Linked DNA regions of Homo sapiens: regions 2, 3, 4 and 5 are each linked to region 1. Evidence: chromatin loops called from intact Hi-C (ENCODE). Cell type or tissue: gastrocnemius medialis. All regions are shown on one strand. Links, peaks and the distances in the headings refer to the core of each region. The heading gives the core; the rest is flanking DNA. Region 1 overlaps LOC124905232 (a long non-coding RNA gene). Region 2 has its middle 120 kb from the start of ZXDA. Region 3 has its middle 19 kb from the start of ZXDA. Region 4 has its middle 9.4 kb from the start of ZXDB. Region 5 has its middle 9.5 kb from the start of ZXDA.

The links. Hi-C counts contacts between places; a loop is a spot of excess contacts. Peaks named below come from ENCODE experiments on the same cell type or tissue, not always from the same donor. Only the 100,000 strongest peaks of a DNase experiment are listed, where the experiment ranks them.
Region 2: it touches region 1 in a loop (15-fold over the local background); 64 of 110 quality-filtered maps call a loop at or near these places.
Region 3: a loop joins it to region 1, with 16 times the contacts of the local background. A loop is called at or near these places in 90 of 110 quality-filtered maps.
Region 4: a loop joins it to region 1, with 4 times the contacts of the local background. A loop is called at or near these places in 19 of 110 quality-filtered maps.
Region 5: it touches region 1 in a loop (12-fold over the local background); 88 of 110 quality-filtered maps call a loop at or near these places.

The regions. Positions count from the first base shown.
Region 1 is chrX:57,819,090-57,825,425 of GRCh38, forward strand. It overlaps LOC124905232 (a long non-coding RNA gene), which reads right to left. Exons shown (of 2, transcript XR_007068362.1): 2 at 1-3,599. Among named protein-coding and RNA genes, the nearest start is that of ZXDA, 88 kb to the right of the region's middle. RefSeq lists an enhancer at 2,727-3,021. In gastrocnemius medialis, for the core only: a CTCF peak has its summit at 2,798 (motif pointing right); no DNase peak of the experiment used is centred there; H3K4me3 peaks cover 840 bases; H3K27ac peaks cover 522 bases.
Region 2 is chrX:58,023,284-58,029,619 of GRCh38, forward strand. No RefSeq gene overlaps it. Among named protein-coding and RNA genes, the nearest start is that of ZXDA, 120 kb to the left of the region's middle. In gastrocnemius medialis, for the core only: a CTCF peak has its summit at 2,925 (motif pointing left); no DNase peak of the experiment used is centred there.
Region 3 is chrX:57,926,705-57,933,040 of GRCh38, forward strand. It overlaps the pseudogene MYCLP2. Among named protein-coding and RNA genes, the nearest start is that of ZXDA, 19 kb to the left of the region's middle. In gastrocnemius medialis, for the core only: a CTCF peak has its summit at 2,886 (motif pointing left); no DNase peak of the experiment used is centred there.
Region 4 is chrX:57,579,470-57,585,805 of GRCh38, forward strand. No RefSeq gene overlaps it. Among named protein-coding and RNA genes, the nearest start is that of ZXDB, 9.4 kb to the right of the region's middle. In gastrocnemius medialis, for the core only: a CTCF peak has its summit at 3,641 (motif pointing right); no DNase peak of the experiment used is centred there.
Region 5 is chrX:57,916,777-57,923,112 of GRCh38, forward strand. No RefSeq gene overlaps it. Among named protein-coding and RNA genes, the nearest start is that of ZXDA, 9.5 kb to the left of the region's middle. In gastrocnemius medialis, for the core only: a CTCF peak has its summit at 2,511 (motif pointing left); no DNase peak of the experiment used is centred there.

The DNA of each region.
Region 1 (6,336 bases), core at 863-5,862:
ACAATGCATCCCTGCTATTTCTCATGGAAGAAAAACTGAGAATAATAACCTGCTAATTTATGGTGATATTTATAGCAGATCCGCTCGTGGTAAGAAAATGCCTTTCCTTTTAAATGGCGGCATGAACGTGGAGAGCTAAAAAAGCATACTTGGAATCAGTGTAAATGTTAGCTATCTTTCCCTTGCTTAATTTAAGTGTTCTTGTAAGAGCTATTAGTTCAACTAATTGAGTGCTTGTGTCTGGGAAGAGTAACTACTGCTTATTCTGCCTTATGTACTTCTTGCTTTACTGGCTGTTTGTTAGCTAAGAGCTTACTCTGGAGGACAGTGATCATGCAATGTTATGTGGAGTGTAAACAGTTAAATTATTTCCTGAGGTTAATTTGGAGGCTTTTCTGAGTCATAAACTATCGTGACAATGGCTTGGAAGCATGTGTGAACAATAGGTCCTCTTAACTGCAACTAAGGCTGAGAAAAATACTGGGTTAGAGTTTTTCCCGAGATGTCCCTTACAGTCGTGCTATGGGAAGAGGAGAGGCCTGAATTAGAGAGGAGAAAAGAGAGAGAGACTGGTTCCAGTGTTTAGAAGGATGTCTACTTTCATTTCTTCAATTTCCAGAATCACGCAGGGCTCCTGTGCTGTAATGGCAGTTTGAGCCACTGGAGCTGGAGGTTTGAGCCCCAGAACCCATCAGTCCTGTTGATCTATCTGTGAGACTGGTTCTGAACCCAGTGACCTCCATCTCCAGGGGCAGTTACAACTTCAGTGGTCTCCACCACAGGCTGGACAGGGTTGAGGTGGTTTTGTCTTGCTGCCCAGGTATTTCTTATTAAAATGCCCTGACTTGCCACATTGATAGGAGCTAGTGGATGCACCTTGGGTACCCTGGACTTTGCAAGCCTGCAAAGCCACTACTAGAGCTTCTGTTCTTCTCTTGAGCTTTCTCTCTTTCTTTTGGGCCTCCTCCTAGTCTGTATTATAAAAGACAGAAGTGGCCACCTTCAGGAGGTTCTCTAAGGTGCTATCTGGTCCTATAGCTTGCTTCTGTTGTTTCCTTCTAATATCGGGAGCTACCTGTGTAATAAACTTCTCCTTCAAGATGAGCTGCCCCTTGACTGAATCAGGGGTTAAGGAGGTGTGTTTTATTAGTGCCTCTCTCAGCCTTTCCATAAAGGCTACAGGATTCTCATCTGGGTTTTTGATTTATCATAGACAGTTTAGAATAATTGAGAGGTCTGGTCTTAGTTCTTCATAGGCCCTCTAAAATGCATATTAAATAGTGCTTTCTTTTCCATTCATCTGCAGAGCTACTGGGGTACCAATCAGGATTGTCAAGGGGAACTGCTTCCCTTCCCATTGGGAATGGTGTTTCTGCTATTTTTTCACTTTCCCCAAGTTTTTCCTTCCCTTTTGGTGTATTATAGGAGATATGTTGCTCATCTCTGAAATTATCTGCTGCTTGAAGAGCTGCCTGCTTTTCAGCTACCATTAAGGTTTGGTTTAGGAGCAGTATAACATCCTTCCATGTGTGGTAAAACACCCGAGTTAAATTTTGGAAAGCTTTCATATACCTATCAGTGTCGTCAGAAAATCTGCCTATATCTCTCTTTATTTGCCTAAGGTCCTGTAATGAGAAGGGAACTTGAACCCTCATGGCATCATTTCCATCAGGCATTTCCTGCAGAGGTAAGAGAGAAGCAGGGAAAGTGGGTAATACTGGAGATGGTGGAGCTGGAGGAGCTGATGGTATGATTGGAGGGGGTTCTGAATGAGGGGGGCTGGAAGGGTTGGGGCATTCAATAGTTGTCTCAGATTGCTCCTCTGAAATCTGCTTTAGCTCTGGGGAACAATTTCCTGTGGCCTTGCCCAATATTATCGCTAAGAGAGCTGGAATGGTCTTATAATGCTTGCAAAGGTTTAGTAAAAATGTTATGCCCTTGTGCAAAAGAAAATGAGTCGCTTTTCTCTTCAAAGTCCTGAGGTTAAAAAAGTTCCAGTGCTTCAGAGTACACTCCAAAGGGGTGCAAGCTGAAGATATTGTTACCCATTAAAAAAAAGAAGTGAGAATAAAAGCATCTTTTTTGTCTCCTTCCTTTCCATATGACCCAGGGTGGAGAATAACACAGTGGAGCATCCTTCCGACTGTTTTCCCTCCCTGGATCTTGGGTCCAGGCACCCTGTTAAATGTGCTGCCTATGGTTGTGGGCAATCCTTCCGACTCTTTTCCCTCCCTGGTTCCTAGGTCCAGGCACCCTGTTAAATGTGCTGCCCATGGTTGTAGGCATAGCCCTCCAAGCCATGGAACTGAATAAACTAAGTGATGGGATTAATCATGCATTATCCATGCAACTTATCTTATTGCCTTGTGTGATTCCCCTTTGACTTCCTAAACCTATGTGATCTGCCTGGCTTGCCAGAAAACGGATCTCCAGAGAGACTGTGTCGTCTTTGGGCAAGGCTCCTTTAATGGAGGAAATATGCTAGACTTCCTGCTATTATGGCTCGTGCTAAAGCATTTACCCTTAGAAAAATGGCTCTGGTTACCCTCTGGACTTAAAATCCCCTAATTAAATACGCTTCTAATAGGAAAGAGGCTAGGTGTCTTAAAGGGACGTGGGGACCTAATGGCAATTTTCCTGCTGATGGGACAGTATCAGGACTAAAATTTGGCTGTGGTGGACATTTTATTCTTAATAGTTGAAAGCAGAATTTCCCCACTCACAGAAGGGGCTTAGAGCCTGATTTCTAGTGGCGCAAAAAGAAGCTGCAGTGTTACTTTAAAAAATGTGCCTCATGTAGAGGATTTCTGTATCCACTAGGTAGCGCTGTTGGCTTAGAAATACCATGTGCTCCCCAGGAACATAGTAGAGACGCTTATTGAGTTACTGCCTGCCGTTTTTGTCAATCTTTCCTAACAGACCTGTTTCCCTGAACTGTAAAAATTCCCACACATTTGACACACACAGAAAGAGAGTAAGAGACTGCAGATAAAAAAAAGAAGGTAAGTTATGTGACAGGATAGCTGGGGATTCTCTACCAACACCCAGAGTGGGCTGTCGGAGGCTGGGTCAGGTCCAGAAGCCTTTGAATAACACCAGGGTGTGCCCTGGCCAGAGATTCTCAGTTGCTTCAGTACTTTTCCCATCCTCACGCAATTGCGAATATTTCTCATGAAAGGAGACTGATTTGGACAGAGCCAACATTCCCAGCACCCTGAGGACACAAGGGGATTGACTAAGTCCTCCTTAGCAAGCCTCACACCTGAGTCTTTTAGACCATCTGTGGCTAGCTCTTGTGGCTTATTAGCCGAAGGACACCCGTTTTTTGTTTGTTTGTTTGTTTGTTTTAGACCAGTGGCCAGCCCTAGTGGCTCATTAATCAGCCAAATGACACCAGTTTTTTGTTTGTTTCTTTGTTTTTGTTTTTTTATATAGTTATTTGAGAGAATAAAAACTGAGGACGAGAAGCCTTGGAAATGAAAGTAGAAAGTCCGCTCCTATACTCACCGCTCCGATGAGTGTTGTACCTTGGATTTCCAGCCAATGCACCAAAATGATATGGCTCCAATGACTGGAGAAACACCAGGGTCCTTCGTCTCCTGCCAATTAGACAAATGACATGGACACACGTGGAGTAGTTTTAAGGAGTGGAAAGTTTAATTAAGAAAGAAGAAGAAAAGCTCCCCCTGTACAGAGGAAAGGGGTACCCGAATGGAGAAAACGCCATGTGCAGTGGAAAAGCAGTTGGATATATTGGGAGGCTGAAGGAGGTGGTGTCTGATTTGCATAGGGTCCAGGGAATTGGTGTGACCAGATGTGTCATTCATGTAGCCCATGAAAAACCTGGCCCTCTCACCCTAGTCTTTTAATATGCTAATGATGGGCGCCATGATGTCCTGCACACGTGGTGTTATCTGGAGATGGCCATGACACCTGGCACAAGTTGTGACAAGGACAAGAGAGCGGGAACGGCCCTGTTGGGTGGACCTGGTTTCTAATCACCAGTATTTGCATATCAATGCTTGCTGGTCTGGTTTTTCAAGCTGCTTTCTGTTAGAAAAGAAATGTTTTGGGGGTTGCTTTTTATTAAACCAAAATTCCACTGAGAACCATTACCCTTTCTAGCTGCCTAAAAATTATTTCTTAGTAACTCCTGTATTAACAACACTATTTACAGTTGCAAAGTCACGAAACAAACAAAGGTGTTTATCAATCTTTGACTGAATAATGTACTAATAGGTAATTTGTGCATATACCTGCAATACTACATAGCTTTAAAAAACAATGAAGACAGGCAATTTGCAGCAACATGGATGGAGCTGAAGTCCATTATCCTAGGTGAAGTAACTGAAAGGTGAAATAACTGAAAATCAAATACCACATATTTCCACTTGCATGTAGGAAATAAACATTTAGTATACATGGAAATAAAGATGAAAATAATAGACACTGGGGACTCCAAAATGGGGAAGGGTGAGAGAGGTTGAGGTTTGAGAAACTACCTATTCCTATTTGGTTAATGGGTACACTACAAGCCCAATCCCACACAGTATGCAATATATCCATGTAACAAACATGCATATGTACCCTTTGAATCTTAAAAATCACTAAATTGAAAAATATTTAAAAAGTACATTTATAAATATTTTATTCATTTAACTTCTATAAACCAGAAAGCAAGACCTCACCAGATATTGAATCTGCCGCCACTTTGACCTTAAACACCCTGGCCTCCAGACTTGGGAGAAATAATGTATTTCTGTCATTATAAGCTACCCAGTTTGTGGTATTTTGTTATAGCTGCCCAAATAGACAGACTGACACAATCCATTATTTTTTATTGTATTTTTCAGATCCAAGATTTCTTTTTTTTTTTTATACTTTAAGTTCTAGGATACATGAGCACAACGTGCAGGTTTGTTACACATGTATACATGTGCCATGTTGGTGTGTTGCACCCATTAACTAGTCATTTACATTAGGTACATCTTCTAATGCTATCCCTCCCCCCTACCCCCACCCCGCGATAAGCCCCAGTGTGTGATGTTCCCCAACCTGTGTTCAAGTGTTCTCATAGTTCAATTCCCACCTATGAGTGAGAACATGTGGTGTTTGGTTTTTTGTCCTTGCCATAGTTTGCTGAGAATGATGGTTTCCAGCTTCATCCATGTCCCTACAAAGGACATGAACTCATCATTTTTTATGGCTGCATAGTATTCCATGGTGTATATGTGCCACATTTTCTTAATCCAGTCTTATCATTGATGGACATTTGGGTTGGTTCCAAGTCTTTGCTATTGTGAATAGTGCCACAATAAACATACGTGTGCATGTGTCTTTATAACAGCATGATTTATAACCCTTTGGGTATATACCCAGTAATGGGATGGCTGGGTCAAATGGTATTTCTAGTTCTAGATCCCTGAGGAATCGCCAAACTATCTTCCACAGTGGTTGAACTAGTATACATTCCCACCAACAGTGTAAAAGTGTTCCTATTTCTCCACATCCTCTCCAGCACCTGTTGTTTCCTGACTTTTTAATGATCGCCATTCTAACTGGTGTGAGATGGTACCTCATGGTGGTTTTGATTTCCATTTCTCTGATGGCCAGTGATGATGAGCATTTTTTCATGTGTCTTTTGGCTGCATAAATGTCTTCTTTTGAGAAGTGTCTGTTCATATCCTATGCCCACTTTTTGCTGGGGTAGTTTGTTTTTTTTTTCTTGTAAATTTGTTTGAGTTCATTGTAGATTCTGGATATTAGCCCTTTGTCAGATGAGTAGATTGCAAAAATCTCCTCCCATTCTGTAGGTTGCTGGTTCACTCTAGTTTCTTTTGCTGTGCAGATGCTCTTTAGTTTAATTAGATCCCATTTGTAATTTTGGCCCTTGTTGCCAATGCTTTTGGTGTTTTAGACATGAATTCCTTGCCCATGCCTATGTCGTGCATGGTATTGCCTAGGTTTTCTTCTAGAGTTTTTATGGTTTTAGGGCTAACATTTAAGTCTTTCATCCATCTTGAGTTAATTTTGATATAAGGTGTAAGGAAGGGATCCAGTTTCAGCTTTCTACATATGGCTAGCCAGTGTTCCCAGCACTATTTATTAAATAGGGAATCCTTTCCCCATTGCTTGTTTTTGTCAGGTTTGTCAAAGATCAGATGGTTGTAGATGTATGGTATTATTTCTGAGGGCTCTGTTCTGTTCCGTTGGTCTATATCTCTGTTTTGGTACCAGTACTATGTTGTTTTGGTTACTGTAGCCTCGTAGTATAGTTTGAAGTCAGGTAGTGTGATGCCTCCAGCTTTGTTCTTTTGGCTTAGGATTGACTTGGCA
Region 2 (6,336 bases), core at 959-5,958, 200 kb after region 1:
ACTATTTGGTACTAGGCTTAGTACCTGGGTGACAAAATAAGTTACACAGCAAACCCCCATGACACGAGTTGACCTATATATATATGGTTTAAGATCTCTTGCATAGAATGGTGGCTATAATCAACAATAATTTATTGTATATTTCAAAACAACAAACAGAGTAAATTTTAAGTAACTAGTCACAAAAATTATAGGTAAGCTAAGTGCTTAATATGTTAGCTTTCTCTAATCATTCCAGTTTGTACACATTTATCAAAACATGACTTTCTTTCCTATAAAGGTATACAATTATAACTTGTTTATCAAAATAATAATAACTTTAAAAAGAAATAGACAAATCAATCTTTTGGAATCTCCAGGGACTCTATAGATCTATAAAAACCTCGAAAAAGAACAAAGTTGGAGTACTCACATTTTCTGATTTCAAACTTACTGCCAAACTACACTAATACAACCAGTGTGGTACTGGCATAAAGACAAACATATAGGCCGATGGATACAATCGTGAGAAGGAAATAAGCTAAGTAGATTATGATCAAGTAATTTTTGACAATGTTTTCCTGATGATTCAATAGAGAAAGAGCAGTTTATTCAAATAATGTTCCTGAGAAAACTTATCTACACCTGCAAAGAATGAAGTTGGACCTTGACCTTACACAATAAAAGAAAACCAAAACAAAAAATTGATCAAAGCCCTAAACACAAAAACTAAAACTGTCAAAGTCTTAGAAGGAATAATTGTGGAAAATTTTCGTGATGCTGGATTTGGAAAATTTTGTTTTTAGATATAAAACTAAAATCATAGGTAACAAAAGAAACATTAGATAAATTGGACTTCATTAGTACTAAAATCTTATGTACATGAAAACTGTCAATAGTGAAAACTCAAACTACAGAATGAGAGAAAATATTTGCAAATCAAATATCTGTTAAGAAATTAATAGTCATAATATATAAACATCTGTTACAACTCAACAACAACAAAACCCAGGTGAAACGTACAAATATTTGACTATATATTTCGAAGGACTTGAATGAACACTTCTCTAAATGAAATATATTGCAGCTCAACAAAAACATAAGCAGATGTTAAACATCAGTAATCATTGAGAAAATGCAGATCAAACTCCAAATCGGATCCTACTTTACACCCACTAAGATGGATACTAACTAAAAAAAAGTATATAACAAATTTTGGCAAAGATGTAGAGAAAGTAGGCCCTTGTGCGTTGTTGATGAAAATGTAAAATAATATAGCCACAATGGAAAACTATCTAAGAGCTCCTCAAAAAATAAAAAAAAAATAATTATCATATGATCATAAAGTATAAGTGTATATCTAAAAACATTGAAAACAAGCATGAAGAGATATTTTTAAACCCATGTTCATAGCAGCTTTATTCACAATAGACAAAAAAGGTTAGAGCAACAAGTGTCCATCAATGCTTGATTGAATAAATACAAGGTGGTATATACATATAATGGAATATTATTCATCCTTACAAGGAGTAACATTCCAAGGCATGCTACAATGTGAATGAACCTTGAAAGAATTATGCTAAGTAAAAAGAGCCACCAACAAAAGGAAAATATGGTATGATTCCTTGTATTTGAGATTCCTAGAATATTAAAATAAATATAGGTACAAAGTAGAATAGTGGTTATCAATGGCTGGGAATGGGAGTAGTTTGGAGTTATGGTTTAATGGGCACAAAATTTTAGTTTGAGATGACAAAATTTCAGGAGTTGGGTAGTAGTGATTATTATGCAATAACGTGAATGTAGTTAATACAACTAAATTGTATAATTAAAAATGGTTAAAGTGGTAAATTATATATTATTTGCGTATTACCATGATATTTAAGTCATTAAAAAATGATTAGGACTTTTGGGTTCAGTTCAGACAGATAAGAAGTTGAGAACAGAAGCTTTTACTTTTTAACAAGAAATGAAGTAGACAAACAAAAAGTTAACTATTTTTCAAGAACCTGCTGTGGTGAAATAGAATATTTTTAGACTTCCTAATTTTTTTGGATAAAGCCTTAGCCTTTGAATAACTATTTACATATAATGAGACAGGTATCTTGCCATTTGCTAATGTCTATTGTATCGTTTCCAGAGATGACAAAAGAGTTATGTCCTGGACTAGTTATCTAAATTAAGATTTGAGGTGCTAGAGATTCTGGAGTGGCTATCTTTCTAGATATTTGAATTTCTAGGAAGAATAAACTCTGATCTTTTACACATCTATGGGTCATAAAAGCTGAGAGACATGGGCCTGTGTGGCTCCTGGAGAGATTTTATTATATACCAGCATATTGGCATAATGAGAAGGTCCTTTCAGGAGGGAATGAAAGCAGCTATCCCCTTTCCATTTGTAAGCAGAAAGGAATATTTTTTTCTTATTCATCTATAGAGTGTCTAACTACTGATGTAGGACAATTGACTTGGTGATCATGTCACCATAGTGTCCATGAATAGGCAAAAGGCAAGCCAACATACTTATTACATACTGTGAGGTATAGTAAGAAAACTTATCTAATCTAGAACAGCTCATGTGTACACTCAGAATAAAATTAATAAACATGAATATTAAAAACTTAATTCTCAGCAGAAAATTGAAGCCAATGGATATGTGACCGTCTCAAAATCCTGAAGGCTCATGGAAGAAGACACATGAACCATTTGCTTTCCTGGAGGAAAAAGAAAAAATGTTAACACCATATAAACTGATAGAAACATAAAATTAAAAATAACTATGAATTGCTGAAGGCCAAGTACAAGCTAGTTTGTCCGAAGCTGGTGGGGGCCACAGTGGTATTGAGGTTGATGTCCATTTGCAACCTCTTTTTTTTCCCCCCTAGGAGTTTCAACAGGCTTTCGGGGGAAGAACAGATCAATTGGAAGACAGCTCCCTCTGCTGGTGCTAAGTCGAGAAGGTGGTAAATAGTCACTGTGACATCTACATAGGCTTAAGTCCCTTGTGGAAAAAACAAGTTTAATTTTTAGGAGAAAAGGATACCAGCAAAGGCCGTTAGTGAAACGGTATTAAAGTTGAAAGGAGGAAAATGTCATCAGCACTATAATCTTTGTCTCACTTAAGAAAAAAGGCCTTAATTTGCGGCAGGGAAGTATTTAAATATACAGACTGTAAATATTGGAGGGTACATTTTTGTGGCTTAGAATGTGAATGGGGGAAAATACAAAATAGGCCTCCGAGAGAGGGAAGATGAAACACTCGAGACACATCCCTGTGAGATAGAGCTACTGTGCACTCTAAAAGCCAAGGCTTAATTATAACATTAATGAACATCTCTTCAATACATATTACGGACACCATAACAAGGCATGAATATAACAGAGAACTATCACTGGGAGAGTTGCAAGAGACAGACTCCTTGAAGAAAAGAAAAATAAAGATACAAAGTAAAGAGGGGAAAAAGGGGGTGACAAAAACAAGGTCACTGAAGAAATTCATAGCAACAATAACAAAAAAATGTAAAATGCAGTTGAACTCTTAGCTAGATAAACATAAATTCCTGCACTATAGTCCTACTTGTCTCAGTCTTAATTTCCCAATAAAACATGCCCAGCTTTCAACATCAAAAAAAATTATTAGGCATGTTAAAATGTAAGGGAAAACACAGTCTAAAGAGCCAAGACTATAATTAAGACAATAATCAGATGTGACATATATTTGTAATAAAGTTTGAAGTCAAGCGACATGATGCTTCTAGCTTTCTTCTATGTACTTAGGATTTTCCTGGCTAGTCAAGCCTTTCTTGATTCCATATGAATCTTAAAATAGTTTTTCCAATTCTGTGAAGAATGTCATCGGTAGTTTGATAGAAATAGCATTGAATATGTACATTGCTTTGAGCAGTATGGTAATTTTAATGATATTGATTCTTCCTATCTGTAAACACAAAATGTTTTATATTTCTTTGTGTCGTCCCTGATTTCTTTGAGTAGTGTTTTGTAATTCTTACTGTTGAGATCTTTAGATATTTTATTCTTCTGGTGGCTAGTGTGAATAGAATTGCATTCCTGATTTGGCTTGTAGCTTCGAAGTTGTTGGTGTATAGGAATGCTACTGATTTTTGTACATTAATTTTGTATTCTGAAACTTTGCTGAAGTTTTTTATCAGGCCAAGGAGCTTTTGAGAAGAGACTATAGAGTTTTCCAGTAATAGAATCATGTCATCTGCAAACAGAGATAGTTTGACTTCCTCTCTTCTTATTTGGATATCTTTTATTTCTATCTCTGGATTGATTTCTGTGGCCAGGACTTCCAATTCTATGTTGAATAGGAGTGGTAACAGGCTGTCCTTGACTTATGGTGATTTTCAGAAGGGAATGCTTTCAGCTTTTTCCCATTCAGTATGATATTGGCTGTGGGTTTGTCATAGATGGATCTTACTATGTTGAACTATATTCATTCAATGCCTAGTTTATTGAGGATTATTACGTGAAGCATGTTGAATATTATGAAAATCCTTTTCTGCATCTATTGAGATAATCATGTGGTTTTTATTTTGTTCTGTTTATGTAATAAATCACATTTATTAATTTACATGTTGAACTAACCTTGCTGCCCACAGATATAGTCTACTTGATCCCAGTGCTTTAGCTTTTTGATGTGCTGCTGTATTCCCAGTATTTTATTGATAATTTTTGAATCTCTGTTCATTAGGTATACTGCCCTGAGGTTTTCTGCTTTTGTTTTATCTCTGCTAAGTTTTGATATCAGAATGACTCTGGCCTCATAGAAAGAGTTGGGAAGGATTTCCTTCTCCTCAATTTTTTTGAATAGTTTCAGTAGAAAGAATATCAGCTCATCTTTATACATCTTGTAGAATTAAGCTGTGAATCTGTTTGCTCTTGAGCCTTTGTGGCTGGTAGGCTTTTTATCACTCTTTCAATTTTGGAGCTCATTGCTGGTTTGTTCAGGGATTTGATTTCTTCCTGGTTTACTCTTGGGAGGTGGTATGTTTCCAGGAATCTGTTTTTCTAGGTATTCTAGTTCATGTGCATAGAGGTGTTTGCAGTCGTTTCTGAAGGTTTTATTACATTTCTTTGGGGACAGTGCTAATGTCCCTTTTGTCTTTTCTAATTGTGCTTACTTGGATTCTGTCTCTTTTTTATGTGTCCAGCTAGTTGTCTATCTTGTTATTTTTTTTAAATAACCAACTCCTGGATTTATTGTTCTTATGTATATTTTGTGTGTCTCTGTTTTTTTTCTTTTAGTTCCGTTCTAATTCGTTTATTTCCTCTTTTCTACTAGCTTTGTAATTGGTTTGTTCTTGTTTCTCTAGTTTCTGTCATTGTGATACTATGTTGTTAATTGGAGTCCTTTCTTTATGATGTGAACATTTAGTGCTATAAATTTCTCTTAAGACTACTTTAGCTGTCTCTGAAATACTCTGGTATTTTGTATCTTTGTTCTCACTAGTTTTAAAGAATTTCATAAATTTTTCCTAATTTCTTTATTTACTAAATGTCATTCAGGAGCCAGTTATTTAATTTCCAAGTTATCGCATGGTTTTGAGAGATTTTTAAGTATTGATTTTTATTTTTATTGCACTGTGGTTTGACAGTGTGCTTGGTATAATTTCAGTGTTTATTTTTTAATTTGCTAGGGATTGTTTTATGTCTGATTTGTGATTGATCTTACAGTAGCTGCCATGTTGCAAAGAAAAAAATGTACATCCTGTTGCTTTTGGGTGGAGAGTTCTGTATATTTCTATGTGATTGGGTCCATGTGGATATTTAGGACTTCAACTGAGCACTGGAACAGGTTCATGTGATCCAGTGCTCAGTTGGAGTCCTGAATATCTTTGTTAATTTTCTGTCTGTATGACCTGTCTAATACTGTCAGTGGGGTGACAAAGTCTCTCACTATTATTGTGCTGGAATCTAAGTCTCTTTGTAGGTGTCTAAAAATTGCTTTCTGAATATAAATAAACACGCACTTTATGAGTAGGTGTTGGATCCATATATATTGAGGATAGTTAGGTCTTCTTGTGAAATTAAATCTTTTACCATTATGTAATGCTTTTTTTCATTTTTAATTTTTGTTGGTGTAAAGTCCGTTTTGTCTGAAATTAGGATTGTAACTCCTCCTTTTTTCTGTTTTCCATTTGCTTGCTAGGTTTCTCTCTATTTGTTTATTTTGAGTCTATGGGGGTCACTGAATGTGAGATGACAATCTTGAAGACAGCATGCTATTGGTTCTTGCTACTTTATCCAGCTTACCACTCTGTGCCTTTTAATTGGAGTACTTAGCCCATTTACATTCAAGGTTAGTAATGATATGTGCAGAATTGTTCCTGTCAT
Region 3 (6,336 bases), core at 616-5,615, 110 kb after region 1:
TAGCTATTGTGAAATTTGTCCAAAACCACAGTTATTAAAAACTTAGAAACTATTTGAGGGCAGTTGTTGCCCAATGTTACTTTTCTGAGGGCTCCTTAAAAATCCATACACACTCCAAACCTACAGAAGACATAAACGATAATGAGAAGACATGTAATGAAACTAACTTGGGAGGAATGTTTTCATCTTCATTAAAACATTTTTATGCCTTGTCATTTCTTTTTCAACTTTTATTTTAGATTCATTGGGCACATGTGCAGGTTTGTTACCTGGGTATATTGCATGATGCTGAGGTTTGGGGTACAAATGATCCCATCACCCAGGTATTGAGCATAGTACCCAACAGTTTGTTTTTCAACCCTTGCTCCCCTCCCCCGTCCCCCTCTAGTAGTCTCCAGTGTCTCAGTAGACACTTTATGTCCATGAGTACTTGGGAGGAAATTTATTGGTGTAGTCACACTGCCACCTCCCAAGGGGCCACTCCTGAGGTTATTAAAGGTATACAAACCTCTTCCCTATGAAAGTTTCCGCTAAAATGGAGTCCATAAAGCTTTTGGTCCCCCACTGAAACACAATAATGTTGCAATACAAGGGAACATAAAAGGGACCTATGCCTTGATACAATTGATATCTTTTTTTTTTTTTTTTTTTGAGACAGAGTCTGGATCTGTCGCCCAGGCTGGAGTGCAGTAACGTGATCTCGGCTCACTGAAACCTCTGCCTCCTGGGTTCAAGTGATTCTCCTGCCTCAGCCCCCAAGTAGCTGGGACTACAGGAGCATGCCACCACACCCGGGTAATCTTTTTTTTTTTTTCGTATTTTTAGTAGAGACGGGGTTTCACCATATTGGCCAGGCTGGTCTGGAACTCCTGACCTCGTGATCTGCCCACTTCGGCCTCCCAAAGTGCTGGGATTTCAGGCATGAGCCACTGTGCCCAGCTGATATCTATTTTTTTAAAAAATACTTGGTTTACCTGTTTTGTTCACTCATATGCGAGTGCCTCATAATTCAGAATCTAATTTGGTGTGTGGCTAGACTAACAACGTTCTTCTTGGACTGCCAATAACACCTGCAAAACCTATCCCACACTCATGGGAACACATCAATGCTATTTATTATTGGCAATCAACAGGAAACTCAAGCACAATGCACAACAGTCACAGCAAGGAGGAACATGCAATTGCCAACTACACCAAACGTGCCTATAGCCTTAGCCACAGCAACATATAAAATGGTAAATCTAACCTAATGCAGGGCTTGCTTCTGCCAACCTGATTTTAGAAAATATAGTGTAATACTTCTTCCCTGGCAACGCTGCATCATATACCTCACTTATTTAGATGAGCCGATTCTCCTAACCGTTGACATTCAATAACCTTATCCAGAGACTTATCTCACGTAAATGTATAGACAATGGTGGGCTGAGCCCATGACAAATTTAGTTAACCCAGGTGCTGAATGCAAGGTGGATAACACAAGCTTGTTTGACTATACCATTTTCTGCTCCTATTAACACAACCTGGAACTTCTGGAACTTCACAAAGCCATGTGAACTTCCCTTCAGTGGAACAGAGAATTCAGGCAGCAGAGGGAGCCTGGAGGTCCTGTAAAGGAATCAGATGGCTTCCCTATCACAATCTTCTCCTCATCCAACCCTGAAGAATATTTCCTGCACTTGGGATTGGTGCAAAATTCCAGTAGAATTTTATTCAACAGTGGAACCCCCTCCCTCAAGTACTTTCCGCCACCAAACCACACTAGATGTGACTCCCCAATGTCACAAATGAGCTTTCCAAATAGTTCCTCATGGTACTAACTTCCCTAGGATCACTAATTTTGGAGGCAGTAGGAACAGCATATGTGTGGAACAGCACACCACAATTAAGAGAAACACATAGCCATGTTGCAGGAATTACCCACAGAAATTAGATAAACAGCCCAAGGACTGAAACTCTTTGCTGAATCTCACTGTACTTTAGTGGCCATGGTGTGAGATAACTGCATAGCCCTAGGTCAGGCTGCTGGAGGGGTCACAGGGCACAGGGGCTGTGTGCTTGCTAAAATTATCTTCCTGCATGTGCGTAGATAACACCAAGTTTTACAGATAGCTGGGGTCATGTACCAAAGGGGATATAAATGCCACTCTATTGACTAAACGGACTGGTCAAAACAAAATTGTCTCCTTTCAAATTTATTCTACTGGCTGCCCAAGTGGGCAGATTGGCTGAGAACTGGCTTTTAAAATCCTAATTTGTAGCCTTATAGCATTCTGGGTCTTGAGGATGCTTCATCGCTGGCTCCCAACTGAGACTCCATGAAATAGCATACAACTTAGATTGTAAAACAACATGGGGCCAAGGCATGGACTGTTAAATAAGTGGATTAATATCTTTAGATGGTGCCTTGTATCTTGTTCCCTATATTCAGAGACAGCTAAGACCATTAGCTCAAAGCTCATTGGAACTAAAATCAAATGTTTACACACCCAATTGCTTTAAATATGGCCCCCAGTAAGCACATTTTTGGCCCTTTAGAACCCACCCACATTGCACCCTCTGTAAAACCAGACACACCATCTGCTAGCCGTAGATAGGACATACTCTGGGGCTGGACAAAAGCCCCAAGCCTCTGATGCCCATGGGAACTCTCTGACACAGAGACTCCACACCTGGCTGCTGAGTAACATCCCATAGACACATGAGCCTCCTGTCCAATTCTTCTCTCCTTTGGAAGTTGCCTTGAACTCTTCCTCTTCTGGGTGGTGGCCTCTTGCTGCTGCCTCTGGAAGGTCTCCTGCTGTGAGGGAAGTTCCACTCTCCTGAAACCTTTCAAAGGGCCAACCAAATAAAGCATGTTGTGTGCTACTGCCATCTAATGGTCATGACTTTTTCCTTGCTCAGCCCTGATATCCAGAAAATCAACACACATACTTAATGGCAAACTTTGTCAGAAGCCAAGATAGTGGAGAAACAATGGTCAGATATTGTTGAGATAATTGTCCATGGCCTTTCTACATTTATTGTAACAGCTTTTGTCTCTAACTATAGTTTGAAGAATACTTGTATGTCAACATTTGACTGGCTGCTCCTCATTTCTCCTGTGTGATTTGGGGCAGAGGGCAAGGGGAATTAATGCAAACATGAACCAAAACAAACTCTGACCCAAGAATCTCATATATTCTGCCAACATCTGTGAAACTGAGGTATGCTAGTTTGTGAGCTTGCAAGTAGGGTACAGTCTCAAACTCTTCACATTTCTTGCCAATTTTGGTAATGAAGATGAAACATAGCATTCTGGAAAGTGATAAAACAAGGGTGCTTCACTGGCCTGGTTAGGGGATATGAGAAGACTCCTCGGGATTGGAGAGCAAATGCTTTTTCCCGAATGGATTGGCACTAAGTGCATTAAAGGCCCTTCCCCACTCACTCTCCTACCTATTAATGAAGCTGAGGGGCAGGATGCAGAATTAAACCAAGCTGTTTGAATCATGGTTTGGTTGTTGTTCACTCTCCTCTGCATGGGAGGAAGAAGGGATGATGTCATGGTGCTGAGTCAATGACTTGCCAAACCTGAATAAGTGGCGTCAGCAGTGAAGATATAGAGTTTTCAGTGGAAAAAAAACCATCTGAAGTTTGTTTGGTTGAACCACACTGCTGGCTACTGGAAACCAAATGCAAACATGCCTTGCTTACTAGTATAGACAGAGTCTTTTCTCTCTCTCTCTCTGCATTTCCTAACTCCTGGTTCTCTTCCTTTTCTCACTTCAGGTGCTATAAGAAGAAAGATGATTAGTGGTGAGCCAGAAGTCTCTCTGTCCTCAAGACAGACTAAAAGGCATATGCATGGTAGGGTACTTCAGGAAAGGGACGGACTCACATGTTCACAGAACTGTTACATATAATCTCCCATGACACTATCTTATCTGATTTTCTGGGGAGTGGAGGGAAGGGGTAATAGGTATGAGGTAGATGAAAGCACCAAGACTGTGGAGCAGAGCTGCTGGGGAAATCAAGGGACAGAATGGAAGAATCCCTGAGCCCTTACAGTTCTGCACAAATGGAGGTACACAGGAGAGGATTTAGCATACAAGCTGGGGCAAAGAGCCAGAGGGATTACAAAAAAGGCTTACAGTCCCCACCCCTCGCCTCATCCCAAGACTCCCCTGCAATCCCTACATTCTGGCCTGGACATAGGGAAATCCCCTAACAGCTCTTGCTGTAACCCCTGAAATTCCTGTAGTGAACTCTAGGTCTGAGTTCATTTAAGGGAAAAAAGTCCAGAAAAGCAATTGTTGGGGTTTGGGCATGGTTCACAGTGGGGTTTGGAAGCCAATATGACTTTGTACAGGGACGCCTTTGGGAAAGTTGAATAAACTGTTCTTGTTGCTTCTACTTATAAATGGCAGGATTTGATGGGTCATATGCTTGTAATTTCTCATTCTACAGGTCTCATATAAAGTCATCCCCATCACAGAGAGACAGAGGTAGAGGGAAGTGTTAGTGGAACAAACTCCAATGAGATTTGTCAGCAGTGGTTGGCTCAGGATTTAGCATTAGTGTCTCTACCTTCTAATGTTCAATATTTTCACTATATACATAATAATTGTGTCAGCTGGCCGGCTAGAAGTCTCAGTCTCAAGGGTCCTCAATGCAGTGTTATTACATATCTGTCAGCAAGGGTGGCTGATTTATGCTCCCAAATACAGGGGCCTGCTTGCCAAGTAATCTCTTGGGACTAAGCAGGCAAATTCACAACATTAGATCCCTCTAACAGGAAAAAATTGACGTCTCTTCATACAACCTGCCACCGAAAAAGAGGCTCAGAACCTCAATCAACTCCTTGAATATTACATACAGGACAAATCTGTGTAACTGATGATTTTGCCGATGGGGGCACCTGGCAAGGGGAAGCAGTCAACACCCAGAGAGATCCCTTGGGGAACTGGACTTGTTGCCTCCCTAATATGGCTACAGGGTACATCCCTTTTGAAAAGCAGCTAATGGCTTGCAATTGGGATTCTGTCAAAACTGAACAATCGATTCATGGAGAATTTGTTACCATCTGGCTCGATATTTCCATCTTTGAGTTGGTCAACTCAGACTCAATGACTAGCAGGTAGGAAGGGGTCAATAAGCTTGGCTTATGAAATGGAAACGGTAAAATCAAGAACAGTCATCTGATCCCACAGACATTTCTTTTTTATTATATTTATTTTCTTCATGTTTGAGAAATATTTTTTGTCAAGATGTCCCAGAAGGCAACATTTTAAAATTGGGCAATCAATAATACAAAATTTCAGATAAACTTGCCTTTCCAAATAAATCAGACCCTTGAAACAGAAGAAGCACCCAAGGGTTTCTTTTTTTTCTTTTACAAAACAGTTAACTCCACTTTGCAAAATGCGTACAAAAATACAATATATTAAAAAGACTGCCCCAACATAATACCCAACAGCAGCTTATAAAACCAAGCTATTCATGTAGGACATTAGTAACCTACACCTGGCCTGTTCTCCCTCCATAGACAGTTCCAGAAGTCAGTTGGTTCCTGTAAACTACCATGCTCCTGAAGGGTAGAGAGGCTATTTCAAAACATCCTCTGGGATTCTCTGAGGCCACGAAGCAACCTCAGAAAGAAACCATTATGGAAAATAGATTTGAATGTAGCAGCTGGTTTTCCAGAGCCACAGATAGTACTTATCACCCCCCATCCCTTTCCAAATTCAGAACCATCAAGCACCTGCTATTTTGGGCAGAGTTCTGGAGGGGCTTGTCCTTTTTCCAGGACAGGGTTAGGGGTTCCTGAGGTTACCCACATGACAACTGCTGGGCTGGATGTCTTTCCCGGAATGGAGGCTGTACCTGGATTCTCCTTGGACATGCAGAGTCCAGCTGGGGCAAAAATCCATCATGATTGGCTAAGCAGAGCTCCTGCAGGCTCCTTTAAAACATACCAGGAAGCAAGTCCACCTTCTGGAAAAGAAATATGACTCATGGCAGGCTGGTAGGGAGCCAAGTATGCTGCAGACCCCACAAGTTCCTTGGAGATGCCCAAGGTGGACGTGTTTGCATGGTTCCGGTAGAATTTCACACTCATCAGTCAAAGATTGAGATGAGAGCTTCATGGAAAAGAGGAAGCGGTACAGTTCTCCCTTCTGAGGTGACTTACATCTGCCTTGAGAAGAGATTATAAGATGGGTGGCCTCAAGTGCCACTCGGACAGGGAACAAGTTCAGGAGCCAGGACTCCAAGATTTCCTCAGGCCCCAGGCTAGGATCCCCACTTCCCTGTAACTTGGGGAAACATTTCTAACCTGTGGGAAAGGATGCTGTAAAG
Region 4 (6,336 bases), core at 597-5,596, 240 kb before region 1:
TAAGGGTGATAGGCTGTGGCTACCCTTTATCTGACTCCCTTATACCCTGTGCTCACTCCATTAGTAAAGAAAAACATTAATTTTCTTGTTATGAGAGTGCTGGTTATTCTCCCTCCATTCCCCAGTGAGCAAGAGCCAGGGGCATTTCCAGGGGTTTTGGCAAGTTAACCTCACTGACAGAGTATGTGGCCATTTCCTCACACAGTAGTGATACTCCAGGAGGTCCAGGTGTAGTTCAATCCTGTAGATACCATTTTCATTTTAATAAAGAAGCTTCTGTTGCTGATCCAATTTTACACGCAGCTCTGTCCATAACCCAGGAATCTCGGTCCATAGGGTAATTGTCTCTGCCCCGTCAGGGCTTCAGTTTTGGTAAGTGCCCTGTATGCTGCCAGTGGGTGTCTGTCTAGTGAATACTTTAGGCTGAGGCTGAGAGCTACTTACACCAAAAGCTCACGAGTAGGCATTTACCTGTCCATTTGGTCCAGAGGCTCCAGGAAGCAAATTTGGGAGCAGTGGAAATTTGTAATTGCAAGTCTTGTCCTTGGGAGCACTAGAGGGAGAGCCAAAGTATTAGCCTCCTTTAGCTCACCCAGTGTCTGTTGTTGCTCAGGTCCCCACTGGAAAAGGGAAGCTTTACAGGTGTCTCAATAGACAATTCGGCAAGGGTCAGCAAACACTGGAGGTGAGGAATACGTTGTGCTATCATTCCTAATGAATGTTGGGGCTTCTTTTCTGATGTGAGCAGTTTAAGCACGAGGAGCTTGTCTTTTATCAGATTGGAAATAGTTCACCCTTCCAAGTGCCTAGTGTAGCCCCCCAAATTTTACAGACTTATACCTTATATGGTGTAATTACCCATCCACCCTCAGTGAAAGGTGGTTTACTGAGGGCTGTGATCAACTGTGAAACAGTCTTGGACAGGTTCCGTGAGGAGGATGTCACTGATATAATGCCAAAGCATAGCTTCTGGTGAAATTGTGGGGCAGGTGCCTATGTCCTGTTGGCAAAGACTGTGCAATTGAAGGGCTATTTAAATACCCCCCCCCAAAAAGCTAGCATCACAATGAAGATGAGGGGAAACAAAATAAATACCCCAAAAGCAAGTGGGTAAGGGTGTACTATTGACTCTCAAAGGTAGAAGTGAAATGTGTTTGACTCTACTGTGAAATTTTTACTGAATAGAATATGTTAGCCAAGTCTATAACTGCAGATTCAATTTCAGGGGGCCTTAGATGCCCTGGATTAATAGAAACTTACCTCTGATGTTTTGAATGACACCCATTAAGGTCACAATGTCCTATAGAGGTGCTCTAATAAAGGGAACATCCTCGATGAACTCTCTAAGGTCTATAGTCTCCACTTAGTAGTGTCTCTTAGTGTAGGCCATATGGGGAATTGATAGGCGACGTAGTAGGAATCAGTGTTCCTTGTTTATCTATGTCCTTCAGTGTCCTGCTTCAGCTTCTGCTGTGGTGTATGAACCATCTGAACCAGGAGGGGCAGGTTCAAGCTGCATCAAGTAACTCTGTTTGACTGACAGACTTAGCAGTGTTGTTTGTCAGTGCCCAAGCCACAGTTAATACGGTAAAAGGGCAACTGTCTGTCAGAAGGGGCCTTCTGACACTGCAGGATCCCTGTGTGGGAGAAGATTCTTAGCCACTTGGCAGTGATCAGAGACAGTTGTGGAATGGGGGGTTGTAATCTAACCCTAGTAAGTATTGCAATTACTCCAATGATTCACCAGAGATCATCCAACTTGGGACCTTCTTGTGCCTTAGGGTCTAACATAACCTCTTTTCTTCATCTCATGGTTGATGCACACATGAGGGCCTGGACATAGGTGGCTTGTTTGGCCCAGGAGGGGGCAGCCTCAGTGTTGATAGTAACTTTGATTTAGGCCAGGTAGGGTATTATAGTGTTAGCAGGCAGCACCTGACTCTGAGTTTGTCTTTCATGAGTTTCTATTAAATCCAGTGCAGCTATGGCCTCTTGAATTGTTTTAGCAGTAGCCACCATGCCCAGTAAAGATTTTCCCAGGAGCCCTGCCCCCAAAGAAACAATTGAGTGGACTCAGGACTCGATTCAGACTCCTCCAGTCTTGTCAAGTCATCCTGCCACACCTCATTTGTTGTCTCCACTCCAACATGTCCAACTGGTGGAGGAGATCTTTGGCCTTGGCTAATCTTTTCCCTGGACAGTCTTCCCAGGCCATTATGAGGTCTAATGTAGGGTGGGCAGCCTTCTAATCCACAAAAATACACATCAGCAATAAAGATGTGAACAGAGGTCCAATGCCTCTGTGTGGCTTCTTCCCAAATTCTACTCTACAGGATCCATTAGAGGGGACACAATTTTTCCATCATGTACTATCGCTCCCAATTGTTTAATTTCATTCCCCATTACATGGAATTTGTTCCCTGCCAGATGCATTCTATAGAGCCAAGCAGCCCCTTGTTTATTTGGTTCTTGGCCTGGGTACTTAAGGAGAGACTGGGGCTCAGGTAAGAGAGAGGATGGGACTCCTCCTCCGAGCAAGAACTGACCCTTCTTTCTTGGCTCTCCCTTTTTGTCTTTTCCATTTTTATTACTTTCTGAGTGGCTACAGGCAAAGCAGAGGATAAGTTATCCCAGTCCCTACCGTGGTGACACTGCTGCCTTTTCTTCTGGAGAGCACCTATTCTCCTCTCCAGGGACCTCTTGTCCAAACTGTCTCTCCCAAGACTTTGGGCTCTTACCTCTTCTCCAGGTGGCATCCTGGTGATAAATTGCTGCCAGCAAGGTCAGCACATGCCTCATGGTTAGGAATGCCTGTTCGACCTGACAGCAACCTCCTGTAGGGTTCCGGGAGGGGTAGGAATATAAATTTCTTTGCCTTCAGTCACTTTAAGTACCACTCTAGCTAGCTCAGTCCAAAGGTTGAGATATTAATATCCCTCTGGAGAGGGGATAGCATGATGACAACTGCAACATCATAATTGAGTGTAACAACAGTAGAGGCATGCTACCTGCTTGCAAAGGCCTTTCCACCAGCTGCCCTTAGGAGACCAGCCTTGGCCTGATGTCTCTGCCTTATTGGCTCATTTACTTGCCTATCTGTCTCCGGGGAGGAGGAAATCCTCACATCTCAGACTACCCCAAATCCTCAACCCAGCCACAGGGAGCATTTCCCACCATAGCCTGTTATGCAGTCCAGGGTGGTTCACCCTTATTCCAGAGGCATGCACTCCCTCTCCTTTTCTATTCAGGTACACAGGTGCACAATGTCCAATGTCAACTGAGGGGGGGACCCAGGTAAGTGGGCTGACCTCCTTCCCCAGTACCTTGGCATCTAAGACCCCAAAAGTCAGTTCTAATGGTGTGGGTTCACTCAACTACTGGTGCTACCTCTAGGCCAGGTCAATGAGGTATAGAAGGAGACTGCAAAAAGTATATTGTTGCAGTACAGCAATGAGCGATGCTACGCAAAACTGCTACAGAGGCATTCTAAATGTAGAGTCTGAGCACTTAAGGCTGCCTAGGACTGATTTTTCAGTTGATTGTCCTACTGACTGGGTAGACGCTATGCCAATTTCTTGTTCATGAAAATCCCATCCTCCTCACCACTTGCTGCGAGTTCCAAGATTTCTGGGCTGATCAATGAAGAAGACATGACCACAAGATGGCAGTAGCACCCAAGAACCGTTTTGTTTGTTTGTTTGTTTGTTTGTTTGTTTCGTTTGTTTTTTTTGTGAGAAGCAGTCTCACTCTGCTGCCCAAGCTGGAATGCTGTGGCGCAACCTCCGCTCACTGCAACCTCCGCCTCCTGGGTTCAAGTGATTCTCCAGCCTTAGCCTCCCAAGTAGCTGGGATTACAGGTGCCCGCCACAATGGCGGGCTAATTTTTGTATTTATTAGTAGAGACGAGGTTTCACCCTGTTGGCCAGTCTGGTCTCGAACACCTGACCTCAGGTGATCCACTGCCTCAGCCTCCCAAAGTGCTGGGATTACAGGCGCGAGCCACCGCGCCCAGCCAAGAAGCTTTTTATTTTGGCGGTGCTTAGACAGGTTGCCAGAGAGGGGAAGTCTCTCACATCAGACCTTCCAGAGGCAGCAGCAGAGGGCCACTGCCCAGAAGGGGAAAAAGGCAAGGTAACTCCTGGGGTAGAGGAGAATAGGAGAGAGCCTTATGTGTCTGGGCGATATGACTCAGCATCAGGAGAGGGAGTTTCTGGGTCAGAGAGCTCTGGAGGCAAGCAGTGGCATGGGGTGTTTTATAGCCCCTGTGTTTGCCTTAACCGTGGCTAGCAGATGTTGGTGCAGTTTTGTGGGGCATGCGAGGCAGGCAAGCCCTAAATGGCTACACATATGCTTACTTGAGCTATATTTAAAGCAATTGCATGTGTAAAAAATTCGAGTTTGTCATTGCCAGGCTTTCAGCCTGCTGTGAGAAAGTATAATGGCAACATAGAGGCCAATATATGGAGGTCATCTTTAACCCACTGATATAATAACATGCCACTTAGCCACTCTGATTAATCTGACTGGTCTGAGATAAAATCCATTCAATCTGTACTATCAACAGGACTCTAAGCAGCAAGGTAAGATCAATCTGCAACGTTAACCTGAACTTAAAACGTTAAGTGCACACGTACAATACTACTGCTCCTGAGTTTTTATCTAAGAGAAATGAAAGCATAGGTCCACATAAAGACTTGTACGTGAATGTTTATAGCAGCTTCATTTGTGCTAGTGAAAAACTGGAAACAATCCAAATTACCATACAATGAAATACTATACTATGACAAATAGTAATGAACTATTGATAGAAATAACAGCATGGGTGAATCTGAAAATAACTATGCTGATTTTAAGAAGACAAAAAAGAGTATACAGTGTATAATTCTATTTATATAAAATTCTATAAAGCACAAACTAATCTATAGTGAGAGAAAGTAGATCAGTGGTTGCCTAGGGACAGGGATGGGATGGGGATGGGTAGGGAGGGAAGCAACATAAAGGGGCATGAGAAAGCCTTAGGAGGTGATGAAAATGATCGTCATTTTGAATGTGGTAAGGGCTTATGATTATTGGTAAGGAGTTATGCTTATAAAATATAAATAATTTGTATTTTATAAATTATATAAATTACATATAATTTCATTTAGTTTTAAATTTAAGGAATGGCAATATGTCTTGCATCAAAGAACCCTCAAAACAACACCTTAAGTACTGCAAAGTCTTTGACGATGTATTTGCCAGTTAACTTATCTTTAAACATCAATAATAAAAATTGTCAAGACTTATTTGTTTCTATGTGTTTATTTTAGTGTGCTATTGCTTTTTCACATTCTGGGTCATATTTTCAAAGTATTATTTCACATTGTGTAAATGTATTTTTTTTTCACTATTAGTAAAGAGCATCTCAAGTAAGGTCCTGCTTTCTACTTTGATGGTATAGGAGCATGTTTGACTCAGATATGAACCACTTGTGGACAGAGTTATGGGTGAGAAATCTGATATTTAAGGAACACTCTGGATTAGTTTCCCATTGGTGAGAAAATAAAAAAGTGATGAGCACTTTTTCCAAATACCACGTGATAAATCAAGTACTCAAACATGCTAACTGCATTTAGACTATTCTATTACCAAAATATTCCAATCAATTCCTGTGGACAGTTTGTAAACTGTCATTCCCAATGCCTCCTCATCCTTCAAGTTCCCACTGAAAGGTCTCATAGCTTATCAGACCTTTGGGGGAAGTGCTTTTTTTTTTTAATTAAAAGTTAAGTCATGTGCAGGGCAGAGTGAGGCAAAATGCAGCCAGTGGTCAGGAACTAAAGACCTCTCCTCCACCTGGGCCTTGAGAGTTTGGGAGAAGCTCAGGAAGAAAAGCCAACCATCTGAGTCCAGTGGGCTTTGAAGCAGTGGTCTTGCATCTGTACATGTGGGATAAATGATGTGAAAACCATTAACTCTGCCGCTGATCCAGCTGCAGGGAAAAGCATTTCCTCTGATCAAGGTGACCATCTGGCTGGTGGACCTCATTTTGCACCAGGTCCTGATCGATGAGCTGACCCTGAGTCCACAGTTCACCTGATGGAGAACTCAGAGTCAAAGCCCAGGCCCAAGTGAGGCTGTCTGACTGCTGCTTGAGGGCCTAGGGACCACACCCCTGGAGTCAGGAGGGCGGAGGTGAGGATGATAGTGAAATGGCCAGAAGGTAAAGATACATGTGAATATTCTATCTTCATTAGGTCGCATGGATGAAAGGCAATAGAAAAGTAGCACATACATTTTTTAGAAGTTAAAGCTGATAGTCAGGACACAAAGATGGCTGATTATTCTACAGACATG
Region 5 (6,336 bases), core at 452-5,451, 97 kb after region 1:
GCCCTCCTGACTCCAGGGGTGTGGTCCCTAGGCCCTCAAGCAGCAGTCAGACAGCCTCACTTGGGCCTGGGCTTTGACTCTGAGTTCTCCATCAGGTGAACTGTGGACTCAGGCTCAGCTCATTGATCAGGACCTGGTGCAAAATGAGGTCCACCAGCCAGATGTTCACCTTGATCAGAGGAAATGCTTTTCCCTGCAGCTGGATCAGCAGCAGAGTTAATGGTTTTCACATCATTTATCCCACATGTACAGATGCAAGACCACTGCTTCAAAGCCCACTGGACTCAGATGGTTGGCTTTTCTTCCTGAGCTTCTCTCAAACTCTCAAGGCCCAGGTGAAGGAGAGGTCTTTAGGTCCTAACCACTGGCTGCATTTTGCCTCACTCTGCCCTGCACATGACTTAACTTTTAATTAAAAAAAAAAAGCACTTCCCCCAAAGGTCTGACAAGCTATGAGACCTTTCAGTGGGAACTTGAAGAATGAGGAGGCATTGGGAATGACAGTTTACAAACTGTCCACAGGCATTGATTGGAATATTTTGGTAATAGAATAGTCTAAATGCAGTTAGCATGTTTGAGTACTTGATTCATCACGTGGTATTTGGAAAAAGTGCTCATCACTTTTTTATTTTCTCACCAGTGGAAACTAATCCAGAGTGTTCCTTAAATATCAGATTTCTCACCCATAACTCTGTCCACAAGTGGTTCATATCTGAGTCAAACATGCTCCTATACCATCAAAGTAGAAAGTAGGACCTTTCTTGAGATGCTCTTTACTAATAGTGAAAAAAAAAACATACATTTACACGATGTGAAACAATACTTTGAAAATATGACCCAGAATGTGAAAAAGCAATAGCACACTAAAATAAACACATAGAAACAAATAAGTCTTGACCATTTTTATTTATTATTGATGTTTAAAGATAAGTTAACTGGCAAATACATCGTCAAAGATTTTGCAGTACTTAGGTGTTGCTTTAAGGGTTCTTTGACGCAAGACATGTTGCCATTCCTTAAATTTAAAACTAAAAGAAATTATATGTAATTTATATAATTTATAAAATACAAATTATTTATATTTTATGAGCATAACTCCTTACCAATAATCATAAGCCCTTACCACATTCAAAATGACAATCATTTTCATCACCTCCTAAGGCTTTCTCATGCCCCTTTATGTTGCTTCCCTCCCTACCCATCCCCATCCCTGTCCCTAGGCAACCACTGATCTACTTTCTCTCACTATAGATTAGTTTGTGCTTTATAGAATTTTATATAAATAGAATTATACACTGTATACTCTTTTTTGTCTTCTTAAAATCAGCGTAGTTATTTTCAGATTCACCCATGCTGTTATTTCTATCAATAGTTCATTACTATTTGTCATATTATAGTATTTCATTGTATGGTAATTTGGATTGTTTCCAGTTTTTCACTAGTACAATTGAAGCTGCTATAAACATTCACATACAAGTCTTTATGTGGACCTATGCTTTCATTTCTCTTAGATAAAAACTCAGGAGCAGTAGTATTGTACGTGTGCGCTTAACGTTTTAAGTTCGGGTTAACGTTGCAGATTGATCTCACCTTGCTGCTTAGAGTACTGTTGACAGTACAGATTGAATGGATTTTATCTCAGACCATGCTAGTCGGATTAATCAGAGTGGCTGACTAAGTGGCATGTTATTATATCAGTGGGTTAAAGATGACCTCCATATATTAGCCTTTATATTGCCATTATACTTCCTCACAGCAGGCAGAAAGCCTGCCAACGCCAAACTCGAATTTTTCACATATGCAATTGCTTTAAATATAGCTCAAGTAAGCATATGTGTAGCCACTTAGGGCTTGCCTGCCTTGCATGCCCCACAAAACTGCACTGACATCTGCTAGCCACATTTAAAGAAAACACAGGGGCTATAAAAGACCCCATGCCACTGCTTGCCTCCAGAACCCTCTGACCCAGAGACTCCCTCTCCTGCTGCTGAGTCATATCGCCCAGACACATAAGGCCCTCTCCTATTCTCCTCTACCCCAGGAGTTACCTTGCCTTCTTCCCCTTCTGCTCAGTGGCCCTCTGCTGCTGCCTCTGGAAGGTCTGATGTGAGAGACCTCCCCTTTCTGGCAACCTGTCAAAGCACCGCCGAAATAAAAAGCTTCTTGGCTGGGCGCGGTGGCTCACACCTGTAATCTCAGCACTTTGGAAGGCCGAGGCGGGTGGATCACCTGAGGTCAGCTGTTTGAGACCAGCCTGGCCAATAGGGTGAAACCTCGTCTCTACTAAAAAATACAAAAATTAGCCCGCCATTGTGGCGGGAGCCTGTAATCGCAGCTACTTCGGAGGCTGAGGCTGGAGAATCACTTGAGCCCGGGAGGCGGAGGTTGCAGTGAGCAGAGGTTGCGCCACTGTATTCCAGCTTGGACAACAGAGTGAGACTCCTTCTCCCTTCTCAAAAAAAAAAAAAAATGTTTTTGGGCGCTACTGCCACCTCGTGGTCATGTCTTCTTCATTGATCAGCCCAGAAATCTTGGAACTCACCACAAGTGGTGAGGAGGATGGGATTTTCGTGAACAAGAAATTGGCATAGCGTCTACCCAGTCAGTAGGACAATCAATTGAAAAATCAGTCCTAGGCAGCCTTAAGTGCTCAGACTCTACATTTAGAATGCCTCTGTAGCAGTTTTGCTTAGCATCGCTCATTGCTGTACCGCAACAATATACTTTTTGCAGTCTCCTTCTATACCTCATTGACCTGGCCCAGAGGTAGCACCAGTAGTTGAGTGAACCCACACCACTAGAACTGGCTTTTGGGGTCTTAGATGCCAAGGTACTTGGGAAGGAGGTCAGCCTACTTACCTGGGTCCCCCCCTCAGTTGACATTGGACATTGTGCACCTGTGCACCTGAATAGAAAAAGAGGGAGTGCATGCCTCTGGAATAAGGGTGAACCACCCTGGACTGCATAACAGGCTATGGTGGGAAGTGTTCTCTTTGGCTGGGTTGAGGATTTGGGGTAGTCTGAGATGTGAGGATGTCCTCCTCCCCGGTGACAGCTAGGCAAGCAAATGAGCCAATAAGGCAGAGACATCAGGCCAAGGCTGGTCTCCTAAGGGCAGCTGGTAGAGAGGCCTTTGAAAGCAGGTAGCATGGCTCTACTGTTGTTACACTCAATTATGATGTTGCAGTTGTCATCATGCTATCCCCTCTCCAGAGGGATATTAATATCTCGACCTTTGGGCTGAGCTATCTAGAGTGATACTTAAAGTGACTGAAGGCAAAAAAGTTTATATTCCTGCCCCTCCTGGAACTCTACAGGAGGTTGCTGTCAGGTCAAAGAAGGATTCCTAACCATGAGGCATGTGCTGACCTTGCTGGCAGCAATTTATCACCAGGATGCCACCTGGAGAAGAGGTAAGAGCCCAAACTCTTGGGAGAGACAGTTTGGACAAGAGGTCCCTGGAGAGGAGAATAGGTGCTCTCCAGAAGAAAAGGCAGCACAGTGTCACCACGGTAGGGACTGGGAAAACTTACCCTCTGCTTTGCCTGTAGCCACCCAGAAAGTAATAAAAATGGAAAAGAAAAAAAGGGAGAGCCAAGAAGGAAGGGTCTGTTCCTGCTCAGAGGAGGAGTCCTATCCTCTCTCTTACCCGAGCCCCAGTCTCTCCTTAAGTACCCAGGCCAAGAACCAAATAAACAAGGGGCTGCCTGGCTCTACAGAATGCATCTGGCAGGGAACTGATTCCACCTAATGGGGAATGAAATTAAACAATTAGGAGCGATAGTACATGATGGAAAAATTGTGTCCCCACTAAAGGAACCTGTATAATTAGAGCAGAATTTGGGAAGAAGCCACATTGGACCTCTGTTCACATCTTTATTGCTGATGTGTATTTTTGTGGATTAGAAGACTGCCCACCATTAGACCTCATAATGGCCTGGGAAGACTGTCCAGGGAAAAGGTTAGCCAAGGCCAAACATCTCCTCCACCAGTTGGACATGTTGGAGTGGAGGCAACAAATGAGGTGGGGCAGGATGACTTGACAAGACTGGAGGAGTCTGAATTGAGTCCTGAGTCCACTCAATTGTTCCTCGGGGGGCGGGGCTCCTGGGAAAATCTTCTTTACTGGGCATGGTGGCTACTGCTAAAACAATTCAAGAGACCATAGCTGCACTGGATTTAATAGAAACTCATGAAAGACAAACTCAGAGTCAGGTGCTGCCTGCTAACACTATAATACCCTACCTGGCCTAAATCAAAGTTACTATCACCACTCAGGCTGCCCCTCCTGGGCCAAACAAACCACCTGTGGCCAGGATCCCATGTATGCATCAACCACGAGATGACGAAAAGAGGTTATGTTAGACCCTAAGGCACAAGAAGGTCCCAAATTGGATGATCTCTGGTGAATGTTTGGAGCAATTGCAATACTTACTAGGGTTAGATTACGACCCCCTCCCACCCCAGCTGGCTTTCCCTTTGGAGGTAACCTTATCTTCCACACCTGTCTCTGATGCTTGCCAAATGGCTAAGAATCTTCTCTCACACAGGGATCCTGCAGTGTCGGAAGGCCCCTTCTGACAGACAGTTGCCCTTTCACCATATTAACTGTGGCTTGGGCACTGACAAACAACACTGGCTAACTCTGTCAGTCAGGGGTGCCCAAATCTCCCTAATGCCAACACACACACATGCTTTAAAAGGAACCCCCTCCTGGCAAGTAGGCTACCTGCTTGGAAGGGGGTTAATTAAAGGGATTAATTAAAGGGATAATTCCCCTCTTAACTATTAAAATTGGCTCAGTTTTGCTAAAAATATGCTTCTGTCCTGCTTGCCTCCCCTCCAAGATTATCCATTTCCCCATTATTGGAAGAGACCTCCTGAGGCCGCAGATAAACTCATGACATAAGACTAAGGTTTTTATGCTACTGGTGGGCACTTCCCGGAGGGAACCAGTTAACCTGCCCCTCCTGGTTCAGGTGGTTCATATACCACAGCAGAAGCTGAAGCAGGACACTGAAGGATTATGGCCTGTCACAGGTGACATAGATAAACAAGGAACACTGACTCCTACTACCTCACCTATCAATTCCCCATATGGCCTGCCCTAAGAGACACTACTAATCAGTGGAGACTATAGACCATAGAGAGTTCAGCAGGGCTGTTTCCTTTATTAGAGCACCTGTATAGGACATTGTTGCCTTAATGGGTGTCATTCAAAACATCAGTGGTAAGTTTATATTAATCCAGGGCATCTAAAGCCACCAGAATTTGAATCTGGAGTTGTAGACTTGGCTAACATGTTCTGTTTAGTAAAAATTTCACAGTTGAGTCAAACACATTTCACTTCCACCTTTGAGAGTCAATAGTACGCCTTTACCCACTTGCTTTTGGGGTATTTGTTTCCCCTCATCTTCATTGTGATGCTAGCTTTTTGGGGGATACTTAATAGCCCTCCAATTGCACAGTCATTGCCAACAGGACATAGACACCTGCCCCTCAATTTCACCAGAAACTATGCTTTGGCATTATATCGGTGACATCCTCCTCGCAGAACCTGACCAAGACTCTGTTTCACAGTTGATCACAACCCTCAGTAAACCACCTCTCACTGAGAGTGGATTGGCAATTACACCATGTAAGGTATAAGTCTGTAAAATTTGAAGGCTACACTAGGAACTCGGAAGGGTGTTTTTCCACTCCTGCCTGTTCAGACCTCAGAATACTACACTTTCCTCCTGCCTGTTCCCAAGCCAAGGACCAAGGACTACAGGCCAGTACAGGACTTGTGCTTGGTTAATCAAGCTACAGTGAGTTTACATCCAACAGTGCCTAACTGTACATGTTGTTAGGGTTGCTGTCAGCTGAGGACAGCTGGTTCACCTGCTTGGACCTGAAAGACTCTTTCTTTAGCATCAGACTAGCCCCTGAGAGCCAGAAACTGTTTGCCTTTCAGTGGGAAGATCTGGGGTCGGGTGTCACCACTCAGTACAGTTGAACCCGCCTTCCCCAAAGGTTCAAGAACTCCCCCACCATCTCTTCGAGGAAACATTGGTTCGGGACTTCCAGAAGTTTCCTGCCAGAGACCCAGGGTGCGTGTTGCTCCAGTACGTCGAGGACCTTCTGCTAGGACACCCCACAGCAGTCGGGTTTGCCAAGGGAACGGATGCCCTACTTTGGCACCTGGAGGACTGTGGGTATAAGGTGTCCAAGAAGAAAGCCTAGATCTGCTGACAGCAGGTACATCACCTGGGATTTACTATCTGACAGGCGGAGCACGGCCTGAGTTATCCGGTCTTGGTCTTGCCTCCTAAGTTTCAGGCGCTGCAGGTTTTA